Regions from separate parts of the Homo sapiens genome. Here region 1 is linked to region 2. Evidence: chromatin contacts called from ENCODE Hi-C or POLR2A ChIA-PET data. All regions are on one chromosome and are shown on one strand. Each heading gives the region's core, a stretch centred on a gene start or an enhancer-like site at or near the end of the contact. The rest is flanking DNA. Distances are from core to core; before and after follow the strand shown. Region 1 overlaps MIR3681HG (MIR3681 host gene). Region 2 has its middle 62 kb from the start of MIR3681HG.

Region 1 (5,388 bases), core at 1,576-4,075, 110 kb after region 2:
CACAACTCCAGGTGCAAAGTAGACGCTCAAACATTGCTAATTGAATTAAACTAAACAAATATGTAAAATCATGCAATCCTGCCACAGACACTTACCCATTACTAGCTAGATGTGTGCTTCTCAAATCTGAATTCACGGCCTCAAAATCCCAAGGAGTTATGGATTCCAGTGAGAAACAGTGACCCGGGCCATTCTGGGATGGTTGCCCTTTGAAAATCCCCTCTACAGGCATGCATTGAACACTACTCCATGCCAGGTCCTGGGCTGGGCTTCAGGGATACAGTGATGGGAAAGAGCAATCCCTGCAGCAAGAGCTCCCATGGCGTGTGCTTGACATGTAACTGACACAGTGCACTTGGGTGGGCCTAATGTAAAGGAAAAGAATGGGGCTTGGGGATTACAAGGGAGGGTCGTCTAAGTGAGAGTTGATAATGCAGAGGGTGAGAAAAAGCTTCTCAAAAGCCTAAACACAAACAACCAAGCCAAACCCCAGCATTGGTGAAATGCCAGTTGGAGTCAGGAAAAAGGAAGGAATTATAGGCTATTTTAAAGGGATAGCCCTGATAATTTTGAACCCACAGCTGCAGTGACTGTTCTTGCTTTAACAAGCAGATAAGTCATCTGAATTCAACAGGGACCAGAGTTTTTGAATTTTTTTCTTAATTTGTTTTATGGTTTTAGCTTCTTTTTCTTGAATTCTATTCACACTTTTCATTGGCTGAGCCACACATCCTTTCTTTGTAATTGTTGAAAGGATTCTTTTGGCCTTGAATATAATGATTATAAATTTATAGAACTCAAATTACTTGCATTTTCCCATATGAGAATGATTTCGCTCAGCCATTATCTCCTCTAAGAGGGCTTCCTCCAGCCCTTGCCCCCTGTGGTTAGTTGTGTTCCCTTCTGAATGTGTATTCACCATCACAGTTCTCATGAAGGATTGTAATTGTCTATCTCTCTGTGTTACCCACTACACTGAACTCAAGGAGTATTTGCTGAACCAAAGTAATCCACACTCCTAGGTGTACTAGTTTCCTAGGCACAAACTGGTCGGCTGAGAACAATCTAAGTCCATCTCTCATTTCTGGAGGCTGGACATCCAAAATCAAGGTGCCAGCAGTGCCATGCTCCCGCTGAGACTCTGGGGAGACTCCTCCCTTGCCTCCTTTTAGTTTTTGGTGGTTTGCTGCAATCTTTGGTGCTCCTTGGCATGCCAATGCATCACACATGGCCTTCTGTCTTCCAATGCATCACACATAGCCTTCTGTCTTCACGGGGCCGTCTTCTTCCTGTGTCTCTCCCCATCACTTTCCCTCTGCATGTCTGTGTCTGTGTCCATATTTCCCTTTTTCATGTAAGGACACCAGTCACTTGGATTAGGGCCCACCCTAATTGACTTTATCTTGGTTAAATCTGCAAAGACCCTGTTTCCGAATAACGTCAATTTCTAAGGTACTGGGGGGTTTGGACTTGAACGTATCTTATTTTGGGGGGATATCATTCAACCCATAACAGCAGGCTAGGGATGGATTATGGGATTAGCAAGAAGGTTAGAATTGCAGGGGACTGCAATGGACATGAGGTGGGGGCTTCTTGAGGTCCTCACCTGAGCAGGGAAGGGTCTGGGAAGAGAGACTTTAACTAGAGGCTGAGCCCCACCTTCTGAGGATGTGATGCAGAGGTTCTGCCTCAAATCCTGCCGGAGCATTGCTTTACAATTAATTCTGGAGCCCTGCCTGCAGCTCCAGTTTGTTAAATAGGACTCTGATACCCACTCAGAGGGTTAGAGTCTGTTCCTGCCTTCCATGGTCCATTCTGTACCTGAAAGTCTGAGGCAGCTGCTCTCTGACTTCAAGCATTCATACCAGATCACCTCTTGATAATGCTGGATCAGTTCAGATCAAGCCTGACTTCACACTGATGCTGTGGCCTCCCTATAGCAGTACATATAATAATATGGTTTCCTTAGGTTGAGAACCTAATAGATACATTTCCATTAGATACATCATTTTTGATCCTCACAACAGCCCCATGTGGGGGCTGAACTAGGGTGGGGTAGATACCATCTCCTTGGAATAGGAGAAAGAATGGCAGTCCAGTGAGTTTATATTGCCTTGTACCAGGGCACTGGCTAAGAAGTGGTGAGGCAGGAGCTTGGCCCCTGGTGTAGGTGACTCCACAGGCTTCGTGTTCCATCTGCCCTGGCCTGGGGGACAGCTCTAGGAAGGTTTTGATTCATATTCCTCTTGATACCTGAATAAATTATCCTTTTAAATGGCTACCCACCTCCCTTTAACTTTTGTCTTCTGGCTTCTCAGGCCAAAAGACAGGGGTGACCAGACTGAGACAGCTGGCTGAAGGAACACCGGTCTCTGCCGACACTGCCTATGTCTCTGGGTCTGAACTGTCTGCTGAGTGTGTGGGGGCTCTGAGATGTTCCTGTTCTCCACAGAGGGCCTCTGGCTTTCAAAGCTGTGGGGGATTTATCATGCTTCAAGGTAATTGGAAGATGGACCTTCCAGAACCCCCTCGAGTTAGTCCCTTCTACCTCCTATGAGACCCTCATCATAAATGGTGCCATGAAGGTCTCCTACTGCATGTGACCTCGAAATAAACCAAAGCAGTGGCTTGACAGGTGCATGTCCTTGCAGGCAGAATTCATTCAAGGGGGAGAGCCACAGAGGAGTCACTTTGGAGTCTCTGGGTTTGCAGTGGCCCCTCTGACTTCTTACCACCCACCCTGAGAGGCATGCAGGCTGGTGAAGCATGGACCACGCCAGCTGTTTCTGTCAGCTGAGCCACAGAAGGGAACCACAGGGCCCTGAGGGTGACTTGGCCAACCACAGGGGGCCGGCAGCAGGAGGGGCCGTGGGGACAGCAGGATTTGGGTTTCCGCTTTCTCACAGGCAGACTCAATTGATGGCCTTGGGGTCCTGCCGAGCAGGGGTGACTCAGCTTCCTTTGTGTGCATGGTCGCCTCGCTGAAGAGAGGGGGGCCCTTGACAACCCGGGGCTCCTTCTGCCTCTTCTCACTCCACTTCCTGCTCGAGAAAACCTCTGGTAATTTTTCCAGTCCCTGTTTACCTTAAAACTTGTCGGAAAAAACAAGTTCGCACTTCAGATTTCTACAGCATTTGACACTTTACAAAACGCTTTCTTACACACTGGTTCATCCAATGTTCACACCAACTCTGTGTGATTGTGAGGAGGCTATTGTCATCACAGATGAAACACACAAGGAAAGTGAGACCCAGCCAGGGTAGGAGATTTGTCCAAGGCCACAGGGCTTGTTGGTGGAGGGTTGACTCTGCTGGGAGCTTGAGTCCAGGATCCTAGGATACTCATCCAGGACCTTTGTACACTTTCTTGGGAATGCCTCAATATATTGCTCTTTCCCTGTGCTCATCACATGTTCTAAAAGCACTTTGTTGATTGAGTGACTGATCATAATCTTCATCCATGTCAGATGGATGCTTAGGGATTGAAAAGACATGAGCTTTAGAGACGCAATTCAGTTTCGAGCTATACTAAGACCCTTATTAGCTATGTGACGTTAGATACAGCACACATTCCCTGAGCTGCAGTTTCCTCTGAAGAAGGAGGCTAATAATGCTTAATTTCAAGGCAGTTCTGAGATTTATATGAAATGATACGTGTCAAAGGCCGGCTCAGTACTTGCTACACAGAAGGTGCATGCAATTCAAAGCTCTGTCATCATCCTCACCATCATACTTAGCTTCCAAAATTCAAGAGAGTTGAACTAAATCTCACAGATAGTTTCTTTATACATGGAACAATACCTTTACTTAGTAAGATTTAAAAATTTCTAGACATGAATGCACAAAATAAAGTCAAATATGGTCCTGGTTGATTTAGCCACTATAATTAAAAAAAAGAAGAAGAATAATACCGCATACGTGAATGTCCACATTCAGCTCTCCACATACTCTGTATGAAGGCTTTTCATCATTTCTGTAGACCTGTTTTGTATGGCTAACATTCCTTGCCTTCTTAACAGAGTAGAGCACACATCCACTGCTTTGGGGGATTCTCTGTGTTTCTTACTCTTCATTGGACCATTTGACTTTCTTTATCCCTTCCTCTTGCTTGCAAAGGGTTACAGGGACACTCATCAAGGTGGGGAAGGGACAGTAGGTCTGATTAATTCCAGACTCTAACATGATGCTCATATTTTGGGTAAATGCATAAGCAGTCAGGAAGATCCTTCTTTAAAAAAATACTCTTCCTTTCTTCCACCAACTGGATGTCTTCTGTGTGATAACAAATTATCTTTGAAGTTGAATATATGTCCAGGAAAGATTGAAACTATTGGTGTTGCTATCTTAAATTTCAAACTCCTTGCTGTTAGAAATTATGTTGTAATCATTATCATGTGCCTGTAGCCAGGTTCCCACTAGATTCTCAATGAATGGCTCTTGAACAAGCATGATTCATTCATTCATTCATATAACAAAAATATAGTATGAATGAACCACAGAAGTTCTGCAGATGCTTAAGATTGTATACTACTTTAAGGAGCTCCATTCTGGGGATGAATATCAATGCTTACGGAGGAGAGACTGGATGGAGACCAGGAGGTCAGGCAGGGAGGGGCACTGGCATGAATAAGGAGGCACTGGGTTCAAGGGGGAGACTGTGCATGTGCCAGGTGTATTCAGTGTGTCTTCGCTGGGTGCTGACCATGGGGTATGAGAGGTAGACCTGCCACCTCGAACAGCCCAGAGCAGAAAGCAAGAGGAGTAAGTCCACCTTGGAGGGGCTAGCAGAGTGCTGTGGGAGAGTGAGTGGGGCAGGTGACAAGGACAGTTCTGAGCATTCTAGACAAATTACTGGTTACTCAGGACAATTGCAATCCACACTCACATTTGGGAAACAGATGGACAAGATTAAAAACTGCAGAGAACCAGGGGATATGGAGAGCCTACCCACTAATAGGGACCTTGAATGCATTGCAGTCATTGCTGGGCTGAGTATGAAGGGTGGAAACACTTCTAGGGAGGGGATGTTTACTTTTGTGGTTTGGGAACTTGTCCCAGAGGCCCCTGCCCTGTCTCTTGGTGAAGAGGATTTAAATCATTAAAAATATTGTATGATTTTCTTCACAGAATTCCACTTTCATGAGGAGTGGGAGAATGTGTTTGAAGTCATACCCATTATTTATTATTTAGTGGTTTACTCTTCATTCATTTAATACAGTTCATTGAGCCTCTATCCTATGCTGGTCTTGAGCTGGGGGTTGGAGGTGAAAGATGGACTAAAGTCTGTCCCTGCACTTTAAGGATCTTTCAGTCTAGTGGAAGAGAGTGACTCATAAGTAATTATAAAGCACTGTGGAGAGTATAGAAGGGCAGATACATAAAGAAGGAC
Region 2 (5,606 bases), core at 1,608-4,107:
GGGCTCCCTGACTCTAGTTTTCCTGACTCTAGTTTTCCTGGCTTTGGTCTACTCTGCAGAGTGCACAGAAAGAACAGAGAAAATGCTGGCCTTTGCATGCAGTCTTCTGTTTAAAAAGCCTCTGGTAGTTGCAGTGAGCCAGCATCACGCCACTGCACTCCAGCCTGGGTAATGGAGCAAGACTCCATCTCAAAAATAAAAAAATAAGAAGCTTGGCCGGGTGCAGTGGCTCATGCCTGTAATCCCAGCACTTTGGGAGGCTGAGGTGGGTGGATCACGAGGTCAGGAGATCGAGACCATCCTGGCTAACACAGTGAAACCTCGTCTCTACTAAAAATACAAAAAATTAGCCAGGCGTGGTGGCGGGCGCCTGTAGTCCCAGCTACATGGGAGGGTGAGGCAGGAGAATGGCATGAATCCAGGAGGCAGAGTTTGCGATGAGCCGAGATCACACCACTGCACTCCAGCCTGGGTGACAGAGCAAGACTCCGTCTCAAAAAATAAAATAAATAAATAAAAAAGCTTCCGGTGGCCCCCTCTGACCCATGGAAGACACTAGAACCTGAAGAGTATCGACCCCAGAGTCAGATAGCCAGGAGTTGTGAATCCTAGCTTCACCATTTAATAAGAGCTTCTTGAAAAATCTCATGCAAAAATTGAGGATTACCAGAAAACCTACCCCATAGATGTTGTGAGTGTCAATTGAGTTCATATGTGTAAGGCACCGGGCATCATGTGTGGTGAGGAAGGACTCAGCAATTGTTGCCTGTGTTTTTTATTACACTATAAAGCTCAGAACCCTTAGCTTGCTTTATGTTTCTCTATATGGTATTTTCAGTGGAATATCTTGCATATCCCTATATATATTTTTTCATGTTTGAGCCACCCTAAACCTCATTATTCCAGGATTCATCAGTATTTAAACTTAGCATTTTTTTTCTTCTCTAGAATCTCCTTTTCCCCATTCTATGCCTAAGTAAACCATACGGAAGACGACAAGTGTGACAGAAACAAAGGATCCAGGAGTCATGAAGAATTCCAAGATGGCCCAGAATCTCCCTAGTTATGTTAGCATTTTTATTTGAAAGTGGCATAGGCCAGGTGCGGTGGCTCAGGCCTATAATCCCAGCACTTTGGGAGGCTGAGGCGGGAGGATCACTTGAGGTCAGGAGTTCGAGACCAGCCTGGCCAACATGGTGAAACCCCGTCTCTACTAAAAATATGAAAGTTGGCCAGGTGTGGTGGTGCACACCTATAATCCTAGCTACTGTAGTGGCTGAGGCATAAGAATCGCTTGAACCCAGGAGGCAGAGGTTGCAGTGAGCCAGGGTTGCACCACTGCACTGTAGCCTGGGCGACAGAGTAAGACACCGTCTCAAAAAAAAAAAAAAAAAGTAGCATAAGATGGAGGTACAGGGATGTGTGACCCTTTGTTACTGAAACACGAGGGGTTCAGTGTAGGTCCTGTTGCTCACTACACAGAAAGTCAATCACTGAGGCAATGAGTATTACCAGGGAAGAAAGTTTTAATCGGGTGTTTCAGCCAAGGAGATGGGAAATCGGTCTCAAATGTGTCTCCCCAACAACTAAAATTAGGGGTTTATATAGTGGAGAAAGAAATGTAACCGTGTGTGAGAGGTAAGGAAGAGGAGCTGGTCAACAGGCAGTGGGTGGTTGATTAGGCAGTTATGACAGGTGAGGGGTCTGGCATCTCATTGTCCAGATACTGTGATCTAGTGAGTTTCAGTTCCTTGATACTATTTGGCAGGACTGATGGTTGATTTCCTGAAAAAGGAACTCCGATAAAACAAAAGTAAACTTCTGAAGTTTTAAGACTGGAAGGTTCAATTTCTGTGTTTATTCAAAAGAAACCATACATCAATTCTATGGGACAATTGGGCCAGTTTCACCTCCTTTTTATTTCTTCACCTCGACTGACATGGAGTCTGAAGCTAAGCAGGGGATCAGTATGCACATGGACTGCTGAGAGGCTGCTCTTTCTCATGTTTAGTGTTGGTCACTGAATTCTGCCTCTGGTCCTTGGCTGTCTGGAGGAGCAACTGAACATGGACAAAAGGTAAAAAACTCATTAAAGAGGTGACAGATGTCACTCAGAGGAAATGAATACACCTTGAAGGGGGTATGTTTTAATCAGAGACAAAGAAGCTCTCCAGCAGTTCTAGAAAATGATAGCCAAGATTTGTTGATTATCATATGCCAGGCACTGTGCTAAACACCTCACATACATTATCTTTTTTTAATGTCAAAACAAACTTGTGAGGTGTTACTATTATTTTCATTTTACAAATGTGACACCAAGATTTAGGTAGATTGAGTTACTTGTTGAGAGTTGAACCCAGCTGTCTGATGACAAAGTCTATTATTATTTTCAGAAGTCTCTAAAATATCAGTCCTTCAAAACTCCATCTGGTCAATGGATCAATTGGGTTAGTGGTTTTTAAACTTTTGACCTTAGTCCACAGTAACAAATACATTTTCTTTCATGACCATGACTCATGACTCAGGACACACACACACTCTTATAACCTCTTTTTTTTTTTTTTTAAGAGAAGGTCTTGGTCTGTCACCCAGGCTGGAGTGCAATGGCATGATCTCAGCTCACTTCAACCTCTGCTTCCCAGGCTCAAGCAATCCTCCCACCTGAGCCTCCTGAGTAGCTGGGACTACAAGTATATGCCACTATGCCCAGCTCATTTTTGTACTTTTTGTAGAGATGGGGTTTCATCATGTTGCCCAGGCTGGTCTTGAACTACTGGGCTCAAGTGATCCACCTGCGTTGGCCTCCTCAAATGCTGGGATTACAGGTTTGAGCCATCGTACCCAGCCTGTACACTCATATTTACATGCCCGCATATGAAAAGTAAAACTGAAACAAAAGTTTCACAACTCAATAGTTGCACTTCCTATACGTTTTCTATTAAATTTTCATTTTATTGCAAAGAAAAGGCTTATTATAACCACCAAATTTGTACGTGGTAATTTGCACTTTGAAAGTCTTAGAATATTTTTAATCCTTTTTCAAATTATTGGATCCTTATGTTTCTGTATTTCTTGGAAATCCTTTTAGGCTTATCCCACCCACTAGTCATTCCAGGAAATACCTTCTCATCATATATATAGACATTTAGTATGACATGGTCATAAGATCTTAGAGTATTGTTTTGTAGAAATTGCTAAAAAGGTATTTTGTAAAGTGGATTTTTTTGTGTGTTTTGTAACAGGAGAATTTGCTTTTATTTATCTTATTACCAAAAGAAATTGTATTATACTGATCATTTCCATATGTATTTTTAAAGTTGCTTGGCTGGGTTGAATCTTTATTCTTTAAGTTACAAGGACATTGTATTCAAATAAAAGGAACAATCATAATATTATTAATTAGAGCAGTAAGGCTTTGGTTTCCATGCAAATAAGCATAATTGAAATAGAACTGAGTTTTTTTTAAAGTGGATTTTGAAACTGGTGGAAAAACTTGGAAAACAAATATCTCAAAGCTAAAGCAAATGCAATCTGTATATGTAAATGAGATTGATTAATTTTAGCAGGCAAATGAGAAAATCAATGATTTTCAAAATCGAGTAATTTGGTAACCATTAGTTTCATTAGTCTTTCTGTTTCAAACTTAATTATTTAAATATAGAACTAGATTGAAGTATAATTTATGGAGAAATCATCCTTAAATTAATTACATGCAAGCTTTCCCCTATAAATGGAAGAATTGAAGGTGAAATTATAAATGCTTATTGCAGAGCATGGAATCCTTTGGTCGTGGCTTGTTCGGGTTTGACTTGGGAGATGATGTGGAAATGGGAGTACACTAACTTTGACTCAAAGCAAGATCTGAATCTCAGCTTTGACTCTAACTGTGAGCTTTTAGGCAACTTTCTTAACTTCTAAAGGGCTTCACATTTCTTAACTATTATATTAGAGAATTATATCTATGTTGCAGAGCAATTGTACAGACTAAATAAGGAAATGTATGTGAAAATCTTAGCCTAGCGTCAGGCACACAGATAAGGCTTTTATTAGGAATGGTGTCCCCAAACCCCTCACCTTCCTGGGTGGATGGAGGAAGGCTTGGGTTCAGGAAATTCTGTGTTTCTGGGACTGCTTAGGGGAGAGTGCATGGTCTGCTGGCATTTCCCCATTAGTTAGCAGTATTCTTATCTATGACATTCTGTGGATCTCTCACAGCATCACTTCCATCAGGAAACCAAGATGGGCTTTAGCAGGTAGGTCCTTCGAATTGTTGAAAAGGCCAGAACAGCAGATGAGGTAGGGAGAAACTCATACATTTGGTTTTGTTTTTATTTCCCCATTGCAATGATTGGTTTTCCTAATATTTTTCATTTCCTCATCTCGCCAAATTGTCTCATTATGACAATCATGATAACCAATACTCATATGACACCTACTCAATGATTTTGTGGGATAACTAGGGTAGGTATTAGTCTGTTCTCATGCTGCTGTAAGGATATACCCGAGACTGGGTAATTTATAAAGGAAAGAGGATTAATTGACTCAGGTCCACAGGGCCCGGGAGGCCTCAGGAAACTTACAATTTTGGTGGAAAAGGAAGCAAATATGTCCTTCTTCACAAGATGGCAGGAGAGAAGAATGAGAGCTGAGAGAAGGAGGAAGCCCCTTCTAAAACCATCAGATCTCATGAGAGCTTACTATCATGAGAATCACATGGGAGAAACCACCCCCATGATTCGATGACCTCCCACTAGGTCCCTCCCACCACACATGGGGATTATGGGAACTACAATTCAAGATGAAATTTGAGTGGGGACACAGTCAAACCATATCAGGTATTATTATGGACATTATATAGATGAGGAAATAGAAGCTCGGAGAGGTTACATGGACTGCCCAAGACCATGCAGCTAGAAAGAGATTGAGATTCATACCCATCTGGAGTTTCCAAGTTTGTTTTATATATATACTATATATACTTAAATTACATTTAATTTTTAAAATTAACACATAATAATTGTACATATTCATGGGGTACATAGTGATATTGTGATACATATATAGTGTATAGTGATCAGATCTGGGTCATTAGTATATTCATCATTTAAAGAATTTGTCATTTCTTTGTTCATTCCATATCCTCCTTCAATACTCAATATCCTCCTGGCTATTTAAACTATTTAATATATTATTAACTATGCTCATCCTGCTGTGGTACAGAACACTAGAACTTATTCCTCCTATCTAGCTGTAATTTTGTGTCTTTTAACAAATCTTGTCCTATCCTCTCCCTCCTCCACCCTTTTCAGCCTTTCATATCCTGTTTTACTATTTGCCTCTATGACATAAACTTTTTTTTCTTTCTTCTTCTTCTTCTTTTTTTTTTTCCCGAAGTTTCGCTCTTGTCGCCCTGGCTGGAGGGCAATGGAGTAATCTTGGCTCACTGCAACCTCCGCCTTCTGGGTTCAAGTGATTCTCCTTCCTTAGACTCCCAAGTAGCTGGGATTGCAGGCATCTGCCACCATGCCTGGCTAATTTTTGTATTTTTAGTACAGAGCGGTTTTCACCATGTTGGCCAGGCTCATCTCAAACTCCTGACCTCAGGT

Evidence for each region. Hi-C counts contacts between places; a loop is a spot of excess contacts on that map. ChIA-PET counts read pairs that join two places held with the same protein, here RNA polymerase II (POLR2A). Pooled maps may share reads with other maps.
Region 1: a pooled map shows a loop between it and region 2 (2.9-fold over the local background). The contact joins two enhancer-like sites. A Hi-C loop is called at or near these places in 1 of 168 maps with a recorded cell type or tissue (CD14-positive monocyte), 15 of 37 single-sample maps with no recorded cell type and 4 of 50 pooled maps. POLR2A ChIA-PET finds 5 or more read pairs at or near these places in 1 of 52 experiments (OCI-LY7).

What each region holds. Positions count from the first base shown.
Region 1 is chr2:12,054,771-12,060,158 of GRCh38, forward strand. The region is part of intron 2 of MIR3681HG (MIR3681 host gene); the gene reads left to right. Among named protein-coding and RNA genes, the nearest start is that of MIR3681HG, 50 kb to the left of the region's middle. Within about 2 kb of position 2,826, at least 3 of the 41 ENCODE cell types and tissues checked have a DNase peak (open chromatin) inside an H3K27ac peak, as active enhancers do.
Region 2 is chr2:11,942,799-11,948,404 of GRCh38, forward strand. No RefSeq gene overlaps it. Among named protein-coding and RNA genes, the nearest start is that of MIR3681HG, 62 kb to the right of the region's middle. Within about 2 kb of position 2,858, at least 5 of the 41 ENCODE cell types and tissues checked have a DNase peak (open chromatin) inside an H3K27ac peak, as active enhancers do.